Regions from separate parts of the Homo sapiens genome. Here regions 1 and 2 are each linked to region 3. The links are chromatin contacts, found by Hi-C or POLR2A ChIA-PET in ENCODE. All regions are on one chromosome and are shown on one strand. The core of a region is the stretch at or near the end of the contact, and the rest is flanking DNA. Distances in the headings are between cores, read along the strand shown. Region 1 overlaps SNX29 (sorting nexin 29). Region 2 overlaps SNX29 (sorting nexin 29). Region 3 overlaps SNX29 (sorting nexin 29).

Region 1 (3,733 bases), core at 872-3,371, 220 kb before region 3:
TGAACTGGGGCAGCCTCCGTCAGCCCTCTTGTGGAATTCCATCTATCCCTTGCAGCATCGTCCCAGCTCTGAATTCGGTGGTTCTTCTTGTGAGCGTTTGTTTCATGTGTGTTATAGCAGCTGACTCAGGGCCCCATGAGGGCAGGGAAGTCTCAGTTCTGCTCATTGTTGCATCCCCCACACCTCACCCCATGCCGGGTATGGAGTCTTAATTGCCCCATTGGTATCAGTTGAGTCAGTGATTCTGTATGTGACAGATGATCAGTAAATTAGAGCCAATCCAGTTGAATCCTATGACAATGGCTTCCTATAACATAGAGGGTATTTATGATCCTTGCTTTACAGCAAATGAGACTGAGGCTCAAAAACAACCATCTGGCTGTTAAGTGGAGGGCCTAGGACTCAAGTCCAGTTCTTTGGTTTCTAAGCTAATCATTCTTTTGCTTATGTTTATTTTTAATTATTTATAGAGTCAAGGTCTCACTCTCTTGCTCAGCCTGGAGCATAGTCGTGCACTCACAGCTCACTGCAGCCTCCAACTGTTGGGCTCAGGTGATCCTCCCACCTCAGCCTCCTGAGTAGCTGGGAGGTCACAGGTGCATGCCACCAGCAGGCCTGGCTATTTTTTTATTTTTTTTAACCTTTGTACAGCTGGGGTCTTTCTGTGTTGCCCAGGCTGGTCCCAAACTCCTGGTCTCAAACGATTCTCCTGCCTTGGCCTCCCAAAGTACTGGCATTACAGGCATGAGCCACTGTACCCAGCTTGTTAATTGTAGAAGTACCTGTTGGATGAATGGTCTGCAGATGTAACATATGCACATAGTTTATACCTGAAAGAGAAGCAGCACAGAGTGGTGGTTGCGAGTGGACTCTGGAGCCAGACAGCTCAGGCTGGACTCTTGGCTCCGTGACTTCCTAGCCGTGTGGCCTCAGCCGAGTTCCCTAGCCTTTCTCTGTCTCATTTTACTCATCTGTAACATGAAGGTCTTAATAGTGGTTTGTTGTGAGGACTAAATGAGTTAGTGTTTATGAATAGGCTGGAATGGATCCTGATATGCAAGATATACCACTTAAGTCTTTATTTTAAAAACTTAAAGCTGTTTCTTCAGCATCTTCTTTCCTGTGAGCTTTTGCAACTGAGGTTCTTTGATTCTACAGCTTGGTGGATTTTATAACACTAAATCAAAAAGAATGTTGGGGGATAGTCAGCAGTTGCAGTGTTCACTTGAATTGGTTCTGATTGAAACTGTGGTTGAGCAGAAAGAAGCAGCAGGAAGAATAAAAGCCATCATGTCCTTGCCCTTGATAGATTTTGGTGGCTAAAACATGACACACACGATGTTATTCTGTCTCCTACCGGGAGGCCTGTGGCACCAAATTCTCGTCTTCTCAATAATCCTTGAGTGGTTTCTGAATTATTAATGGATGTGGTATTAGCAAACCACAAGTTCCACAAAATTGCTCTAGGGCTGGCATTTGACAGGCAATTCTGTTCCCTAATTTTCTGCACATATCTTAATTATGACTTCATGGGCTTGTACCTTTTAATCTCTGGTTTCATCCTCTGGAATCATGGGAGGCCTCACTGTCTCCTTTTGTCTCAGGGGAATGATAGAACCCCTGGTGACTGTGAAGCAGAAGAAGAGTGGCCAGGTGCATTGGACCGGGCTTCAGTGGGGCCTCCCAGTTGAGAGTGATGCAGAAAATTATTGTTGTTGTGATATGTCAAACAGTAGGGGCCTTGCTCCGGACCAGGGATGAGTATTTTTCTTCCATAAAGGGTGGCCAGAGAGTAAATTCTTTACACCTTGTGGATCTAACGCCTCTGCTTCCAGCCCTCAACTTGGCTGTCATTCCAGGAAAGCAGCCAGAGATGCTATGTAAACAGAACACAGCAATGCTCATTTGTTATGTGGATGGAATTGTGTTGCCCCCATCATTTACATATTGAATCCCTAACCCCCAGTGTGAATGTATATGGAGATAGGGCCATTAAGGAGGTAATTAAGATAAAACGTCATTAGGGTGGGGCCTGTGTGCGTGCAGAGATGAGACAGTGTAAAGACACCACAAAAAAGATGGTCATCTGCAAGCCGTGGAGTGGCCTCAGGAGAAACCAACCCTGCTGGCACCTTGATCTTGGACTTTGCCCCTCTACAACTGTGGGAAGTAGATTTCTGTTGTTTGAACAACCGTCTGTGGTATTTTGTTACCACAGCCCTAACAGACTAATACAGTTCCAATAAAACTTATTTACAAAAATGGATGATGGGCTGGATTTGACTCATGGTAGAGAGTTTGTCACCCCTGCTCTATAGGACTGTCAATATTGTTATTAAATCAGGAGGCATCTCTTCTGGGTCAGGGGCTGGAGATGTAATGGGGTGAACTGCATCAGGCCTCTGCTCCCATGGAAGATCCTTTCTAGTGAGTGAGATAGACACTCAACAGATACACAACTGCGTAGCCAGGCTGTTCTCAGATACAGCTGAGTGCTCCGAAGAAGGCACGGGGTGATGTGATTGGGTGAATGCTGGCTGGGGAAGGGAGATGTTGCTTGAAGTACAAAGATCTAGGAGGGGAGCATCCCAGGCAGAGAGACAGCAAAGGTGAAGGCCAGAAGCAGGAGAGCTTGGCAGATTGGAGGGACTGGCTGTAGCCAGTGGGGCGGGAAGAATTTGGGATAGGTTCCACAGGGACAGGGCTGACTTGTCTAAACTAGCATCAGATTCAAAAGGCCTCTTCTGGGAGGCCAGGGTGGGTGGATCACAAGGCCGAGGTGGGTGGATCACGAGGTCAAGAGATTGAGATCATCCTGGCCAACATGGGGAAACCCCGTCTCTATTAAAAATACAAAAATTAGCTGGGCGTGGTGGCAGGCACCTGTAATCCCTGCTACTCTGGAGGCTGAGGCAAGAGAATTGCTTGAATCCAGGAGGCGGAGGTTGCAGTGAGCCGAGATTGTGCCACTGCACTCCAACCTGGGAGACAGAGCGAAACTCCATTTCAAAAAACAACAAAAAAAGTCCTCTTCTTACCCAAATCGGGATCTTGCTCTCTCTCACCTCAGGGGCCTCCCTCCCACTCCTTCTGTGCCCCCCAAGGTCTTTGTTATGCTCCCCCTGCCCCGTTCCACATCTTAAGGTCCCGCTCACTGGGCTTGGTTAGGGCAGGCACACTTCCTTCTCTCCCATCCCTCCTTCCTGCCCCTGGCTTCTCTGCATCCTCTTCCCTCCTGGCTCTTTCTGCAGCCCTCCCAGGGATGGAACCATGAGCTCCAGGTTGCTGCACAGTGATCCTTGAAGGTGGTGGAAAGTGAAATCTTCTGAGGCCTTTGGGAAGGTATGGAGGGGATTGAGTAGAGAGACAGGTTTTCAGTCTCATTCTGGTTATTGGATTCAAAATTGATCATACAGTGGTGGCTAGGGCAGGAGCCCATCACAGAGGGCTAGAAACCTCACATTCAGTGATTCCTTTATTAAATGGAATGTAACTTGAATTGTTCTTTTCCAGTTTGCCTCCTACCTGCCCAGGTGAGAGGAAATTCGGTTACAGTGTTTCTCCCAGAAGTTTTCTCTTTCCACTTTCCTATTGTACAGGCACCCAGGACCTTGGAGAAGGGAGTGGCGGACTGTCTTTAGGTTAACAATCCATGGGGCAGCTGCTCCAGTGCCCATGCATGGGCCTGTGAAGGCTTGGCTGCTGGCTGTCACTCCCTCCAGAGACACACTTG
Region 2 (3,260 bases), core at 42-2,541, 130 kb before region 3:
AAGCATATATATGTGTCATGAGATTCTACACAGTTGCACTCATTGATTTATGAATTTCCTGTGGGCTTCCTGGCAGCCATTGTGAAAGGGAAATGTGGTTATTTGGATAATTCTGTTGCTAATGATAAGAAAATATGTTAATTCTTTAAAAGAAGCTGTAAAAGAAATTTCCACACAGGATTTGAGATTAAACAATAAAAAAGGATAGAGTAGACAATCCCCATCTACATTCCCGTGACAGCCACTGTCTGGTTTTCTTAAGATTTCCCTTGAAGGAAACCAAGGGCATAACCCCAAAGTGAACATAAATTCGACTGGAGAGCCAAGACATGTAGCTTTCTCAGGAGAGCGGTGCTCCCTGGTACTGGAGCTGCGCTGTCTGTACCAGAGCTCCTAGCCATGTGTGGCTCTTGAGATTTATATTAATTAAAATGAGATTTATATCAATTAAAATGGCTCATGCCTATAATCCCAGCACTTTGGGAGGCCGAGATGGGTGGATCACTTGAGGTCAGGAGTTCAAGACCATCCTGGCCAACATGGTGAAACCCCATCTCTACTAAAAATACAAAAATTAGCTGAGCGTTGCTGTTGCATGCCTGTAATCCCAGCTACTTGGGAGGCTGAGACAGGACAATCGCTTGAACCTGGGAGGCAGAGGTTGCAGTGAGCTGAGATCGCGCCACTACACTCAAGCCTGGGCGACAGAGCGAGACTCTGTCTCAAAAAGAAAGAAAGAAAATGAAAGATTCGGCTCCTCAGTTGCACCACATTTCACATGCTGAGCAGCCAGACGTGGCTGATGGCTCCTGTTCTGGACAGCACAGATCTGGAACATTTACCCCACACACAGAGGTCTGCAGGGCGGCTGCCTTGGAACAAGCTCTCCTAGCGTGTGGGATGGCAAGATGGTGGTGTATGTGCCAAGTCAGGATTTAGAAGGACCACACTGGCCATGAAAGGCCACATCCTGCGGGGAGAAGGGCCCCCGCTTTTTCAGCCCTTCATGGCTTCCAGCTCCTTGGAAGAGGAAGTCTCTGTGTCACTCTCTTACCTCTCATGTCCCTCTGATCTTTCTTAGGAAAAACAGCAAGGCTGGGGTCATTGCCTTTGGCAGGTGACAAGCTTAAGGTTAATTAGATTGTTTTTTTTTTTTCTGTATTCATTTTTACATTTGCCTCCTAGTTATGTCACAGAATTCTATTTTTCCATTTACCATGGTGATGTACAGTCCCCCTTTAAAATATATTTTAGGTAAAAAGGAAATGAGTCAGCTTAAAGAAAGCTACTAAATAAACAATCGTGAAAACAGTCCAAAGTTTAGCATGATGCTCTATGAATGATTGATATTTGGGTAGCACTATAAAGGAACAGATAGACTGTGATTAACAAATACCAGTATAATAATTAGTAGCCACCTCTCACTGGTTTGTGTGTTGTGTAATAGCTCATTCAATCCTTGTAGCCATCCTGTGGGGTAAGAAACTCTTACCCCATTTTATAGGTGAAGAATCAAAGGCACAGAGAAGCATCTCATTTACTGACATGTTTTTCAGCCCCCAAAGCAGTCTCTGACAAGGTCCTGGTCTTTAGAGATTCTGTGTTACTGAAGGAGGGCTGAATCAAGCTCTTTAAAAATCCTAAAAGCAGCTGTGCATGATGGCATGTGCCTGTAGTCCCAGCAGCTCCAGAGGCTGAGATAGGAGAATTGCTTGAGCCCAGCAGTTTGAGCCTGCAGGGAGCTACGATTGCATCTGTGAATAGCCCCTGTATTTCAGCCTACGCAACACAGTGAGACCCTGTCTCTCCAAAAGAATGTAAAAATTAACTGGGCATGGTGGTGCATACTTACAGTCCCAGCTACTGGGGAGGCTGAGGCAGGAGGATTGCCTGAGCCCAGGAGTTTGAGATTGCACTGAGCTGTTATAATGCCACTGCCACTCCGGCCTGGGTGGCAGAGCAGGACCCTTCTCAAAAAAACAAACAAACAAACAAAAAAAAAACTAGAAGCAGCTGGGACAGTCACCCTCATTCCAAAAGGCAAGGCCCAGCTCAACGAAGATCTCACCTGCATGGGCAGCCACCTACACCCCTGAGATGGTAGGCTAAGGGCAGGCCTGCAGCCAAGCCAGGACTTTTCCATAGGACCTCTCTGGGTCCACTGTGGTGCACACATTATCCAGCAAGCCCTCCACATCCAAGAGCCAGGCTGAGATGGTTTGCTTTGGAAAGTTGTCAGAGCAGTTGCTGGTCCACAATAACTTCTGTGGCCGTCCAGTATCTCAGGACATCTTGTTTGAGCAATGTCAGGGTCCCAGAACCTGCCTCGGGGTGGCTGCTTGAAAAAGTCCTCCGGCCAGGTGCAGTGGCCCATGCCTGTAATCCCAGCACTTTGGGAAGCCAAGGCGGGTGGATCACCTGAGGTCAGGAGTTCAAGACCAGCCTGGTCAACATGGTGAAACCCCATCTCTACTAAAAATACAAAAATTAGCTGGGCATGGTGGCACACGCTGTAATCCCAGCCACTCGAGAGGCTGAGGCAGGAGACTCACTTAAACCTGGGAGGCGGAGGTTGCAGTGAGCCAAGATTGCGCCATTGCACTCCAGCCTGGGGGACAGGAACAAAACTTCTAAAGGAAATAAAATGTCATCCTACATGCCAAAGAAATTAAGGTAATTCCCCTGCTATGTGCAGTCACAGAGCCCCCACTACTTCTATTGTGGAAAAATCTGGAATTATATTTGGCACAGAGGATTCTAGCAAGAAGTGCTGTGCATTGCCAAGGTTGAATGCAAATTATTGCAAAAAGTTTGTGTTCCTGTGTCCTGAGAGGGAGCTGAGGTGTGTTATGCCACTGAAAATAAGAAATGGCGGCATTTGACTACTTTTCAGGACAAAGTAATATCTGGAGAGTTCCTGATTTTAAGTTTTTCATCCGTGAGTACTTCTTACACGGTAGGCTGTGCTGATGCGTGGCTGCTGGCAGGCACTAGCCGGAGACAAAATGATTAAGGAGTGTCAAATAAAATGGAAAACAAAATTAAACTCAATCCAGTACCTTGTTTTGCTGGGTTTTTCTCTTTCTCTTGTTAACACACATTTTGGTTTGATTTTTCTGGCACTTCCATATGACAGAGTTAAATTTGTTGTTAATTAATTTCTAGTTTATACCTTTGCAGATGTTTGATCTTATTCCCCAAATTCCCTGACTCCAAACGGGTTTGAGATTCACTGTCTTTTTTTTTTTTTTTTTTTTTTT
Region 3 (3,212 bases), core at 373-2,872:
GTTTGTTTAAACAAAAAAAAGTAATAAAATATCTCCTATATCAGAGAGGTGTGTCCACAGCATATAAGAAGTTGTCTGGCTGGGCATGGTGGCTCACGCTTATAGTCCCAGCTTTTTGGGACGCTAAGGCAGGAGAGTCACTGGAACCCAGGAGGCAGAGGTTGCAGTGAGCTGAGATCGTGCCACTGCACTCCAGCCTGGGCAATAGAGCAAAACTCCGTTTCAAAAAAAAAAAAAAAAAAATTGTCTGCCATTTATAGACCAAAATCGTCCTGTCCTGCTAAAGTATAATCGATCTTGGTGACAGCTTTCTTCTCAGTGGGCTAAGCAAATTCACAGCTTTCTGCATTTCCCCTTGCATTTTTTTATTTTTGAGACGGAGTCTCACTCTGTCACCCAGAATAGAGTGCAGTGGTGTGATCTAGGCTCACCGCAAGCTCTGTGTTCTGGGTTCATGCCATTCTTGTGCCTCAGTCTCCCTAGTAGCTGGGATTACAGGGATCTGCCACCACACCTGGCTAATTTTGTATTTTTGTTTTTTAGTAGAGAGGGGGTTTCACCATGTTAGCCAGGATGGTCTCGGTCTTCCAAAGTGCTGACATTACAGGCGTGAGCCACCGCGCCCGGCCTCCCCTTGCACTTTTAAAATGATGTCTGGGAGTAATAACTGAGAATGGTTACTTGGTTTGGTTATCACGTATCTCCTATGTTGATGCTGTGTAACATACATCTATGATACTTTGTTGGTATGTGATAACATATTGCTTATGCGTGAGGTGATGGGCTAGGAGGCTTAACTGGTCTTAGCTGAGCTGGCTTCTGTGTCTGGGAATCAGTAGGTGGATGCAGGAGGGCCTTGACTAGGAAGAATGGAAAAACTGGGCTGTGAAACAGAAAGATCCACAGATCTTTCATCCTCCTCCCAGGACCAGTGGGCGAGCCTGGGCATGTACATCAGGGAGCACAGACAGGAGAAGCACACCCATATGGGTATCATCCAAGCTGTGAGCATGTCACATCGCCAAGGGGGATTACAAGGCAGAAACCAGAGTCAGTGGGAGGGCACTGCAAAGTCACGTGGCAAAGAGGGGCACAGAGAACGGTAGATGGGGCCATTTGTACACTTGCACAGATTAATGACCTGTTCTAAGTGGGAGAAAGGGTGGCTGTGGGCATGTAGCAGTGCTGTGAAATGCTAAGGCAAGTGATATAAATAGGGAGAAGATAGAACAGACCAGTAATTCGAGCCAAAACCATCCATGAATCCAGAATGGGGCCCAGAAAGACATCACTGTGTATTCTGGGATAGGGCCAAGTTTAATAGATTGCCCAGAGTCCTACTTGCCTTTACTTTCACAAAAAATTTTTAATTTACACAGTGCAATTGACTTTTGCTCTTGTTCATGTCTGTGAATTTAAACACATGCATAGATTTGAGTAACCACCATCACCGTCAAGATATAGACCAGTTCCTTCACCCTAAAAAGCTGTTTTCCCCTCATTTCCTTTCTAGCTGCACCCTCCCCCACCTCTAAGCCCTTGTCCCTCCCCCTCTAGTTTTGTCTTTTCAAGAATGTCACATAAATGGAATCATACTGTAAGCAACCTCTTGAGGCTGGCGTCTTTCAGCATGTGTGAGAACCGTCAAGTCGTTGGGTGAGTCAGCAGTGTTTTTATTACTGAGCAGAGTTTGGTTAAATGGATATACCACGGTTTATCTAGTCATAAAGGAATAAAGTTGCGTTGGTTCCAGTTGTTGGCAATTTTGAATAGAGCTAGTGGAAACATTCAAGTGCAGCTTTTTGTGTGAACAAAAGTTTTCATTTCTGTGCGGCAAATACCTAAGAGTTGAGGACTGGATCCTATGCTAAATGTAAGAAACTGCATTCCCACAGCGTATGAGGGGCCCAGTTGCTCTGCACCCTGGGCAGCATGTCATACTGTCATGATTCTTTACTGTGGCTGTTCACAAGGATGCAGAATATTTCATCATGGTCTTAATTTGCATTTTCCTAATGAGTAATGATGTTGAGCATATTTTCATGTGGATGTTTTCCTTTAACACATCCTCTTTGGGGAAGTAAGTAAGTGTCCAAGTATTTTGCCTGTTCTTAGAAACTAGGCTGTTTGTGGTTTTACAAAGATTTGAGTTTTGGGAGTTCTTTGTATATGTTAGATGCAAGACCTTTGTCGAACATGTGAGTTGCACATATTTTCTTCTAGTCTTCAGCTTCTTTTCAGTGTCTTTTGCATGACACCTTTTTAATTTTGATGAAATTTACTTTTTGTGTCCCAGATCATGCTTTTGGTGTCATGTCTACCAATTGTTAGCCTAAACCCAGGTCATAAAGATTTTCTCCTAGGTTTTCCTCAAAGTTTTATAGCTTTACATTTTAGATCTGCGATTCATTTTGAGTGGACTTTTGTGTCAGGTCCAAGGATTGGGTCAAGGTTAACCTACTTCCTGTGGCTGACCCGCTCCCCCCACCCCCAGCGTAAGGTCAAGTGGAGGGAGGACAGGACTAGAGGCATTACGGGGTGGCCCCACCCTCTTGGGACCACAGCTCTTATGATTAAAGAGGAACGTTATCCCCTGTATTAATTTCTTATTGTTGCCCTACCAAATTGGCACAAAGTTAGTGGCTAAAAACTACAGATTTATTCTCCAGCTGCTGTGGAGGCCAGAAGTCCGAGATCCGTCTTACTAGGCTACAGTCAAGGTGTCGGCAGGGCTGGCGCCTTCTCGAGGTTGTGGGGCAGAATTTGTTTCGCGGCTTCCTGGCAGCCACCCTATGCCATGGCCCCTTCTTTGCTTCCCAGCAATTACTCTGGGACCCTGAGATTCCATGGGGTGGACCTAAAGAGTCCAGGATCATCTCCCCATCTCAAAAGCCTGAATGTAACCACAGCTGCTGGTCCCTCTTGTTGTAGAAGCTCACATATGAAGACGCTCCAGGGATGAAGAGCTGGGCATCCTTGGGGCACCATTGATCTTACCGCCACCTCCCCTAGAGTGTCAGGTGCTTGAGGACTGCTCAAGGCTGAGGCATGAGAGAAGGGGCAAAAAGAAACAAGATCGCCTCCACCCTTTCTGAGCAGGAGTGCCCTTTTCCACTTCTGGACCCAGAGCTGGAGGGCTTCTCTGACAGCCCTGTCTGTTCACCCCCTGCCCACTTTTGGGGTCAGGCTGCCTGTAGTTCAGGCTGGAGGAT

Evidence for each region. A loop is a pair of places that touch in the nucleus more often than their neighbours do. ChIA-PET counts read pairs that join two places held with the same protein, here RNA polymerase II (POLR2A). Pooled maps may share reads with other maps.
Region 1: a loop to region 3 is called in a map with no recorded cell type, with 3 times the contacts of the local background. The contact joins two enhancer-like sites. A Hi-C loop is called at or near these places in 1 of 168 maps with a recorded cell type or tissue (OCI-LY7), 11 of 37 single-sample maps with no recorded cell type and 9 of 50 pooled maps. POLR2A ChIA-PET finds 5 or more read pairs at or near these places in 2 of 52 experiments (OCI-LY7 and activated CD4-positive, alpha-beta T cell).
Region 2: a map with no recorded cell type shows a loop between it and region 3 (9-fold over the local background). The contact joins two enhancer-like sites. A Hi-C loop is called at or near these places in 1 of 168 maps with a recorded cell type or tissue (esophagus squamous epithelium), 6 of 37 single-sample maps with no recorded cell type and 4 of 50 pooled maps.

The regions. Positions count from the first base shown.
Region 1 is chr16:12,313,535-12,317,267 of GRCh38, forward strand. All of the region lies in intron 15 of SNX29 (sorting nexin 29), which reads left to right. Among named protein-coding and RNA genes, the nearest start is that of SNX29-AS2, 57 kb to the right of the region's middle. RefSeq lists enhancers at 1-292, 840-1,527, 1,528-2,213, 1,958-2,252, 3,270-3,733. Within about 2 kb of position 2,122, at least 3 of the 41 ENCODE cell types and tissues checked have a DNase peak (open chromatin) inside an H3K27ac peak, as active enhancers do.
Region 2 is chr16:12,406,185-12,409,444 of GRCh38, forward strand. All of the region lies in intron 18 of SNX29 (sorting nexin 29), which reads left to right. Among named protein-coding and RNA genes, the nearest start is that of SNX29-AS2, 35 kb to the left of the region's middle. RefSeq lists an enhancer at 858-987. Within about 2 kb of position 1,292, at least 3 of the 41 ENCODE cell types and tissues checked have a DNase peak (open chromatin) inside an H3K27ac peak, as active enhancers do.
Region 3 is chr16:12,537,761-12,540,972 of GRCh38, forward strand. The region is part of intron 20 of SNX29 (sorting nexin 29); the gene reads left to right. It also overlaps a transcript of SNX29-AS3 not described here. Among named protein-coding and RNA genes, the nearest start is that of SNX29-AS3, 72 kb to the right of the region's middle. Within about 2 kb of position 1,623, at least 2 of the 41 ENCODE cell types and tissues checked have a DNase peak (open chromatin) inside an H3K27ac peak, as active enhancers do.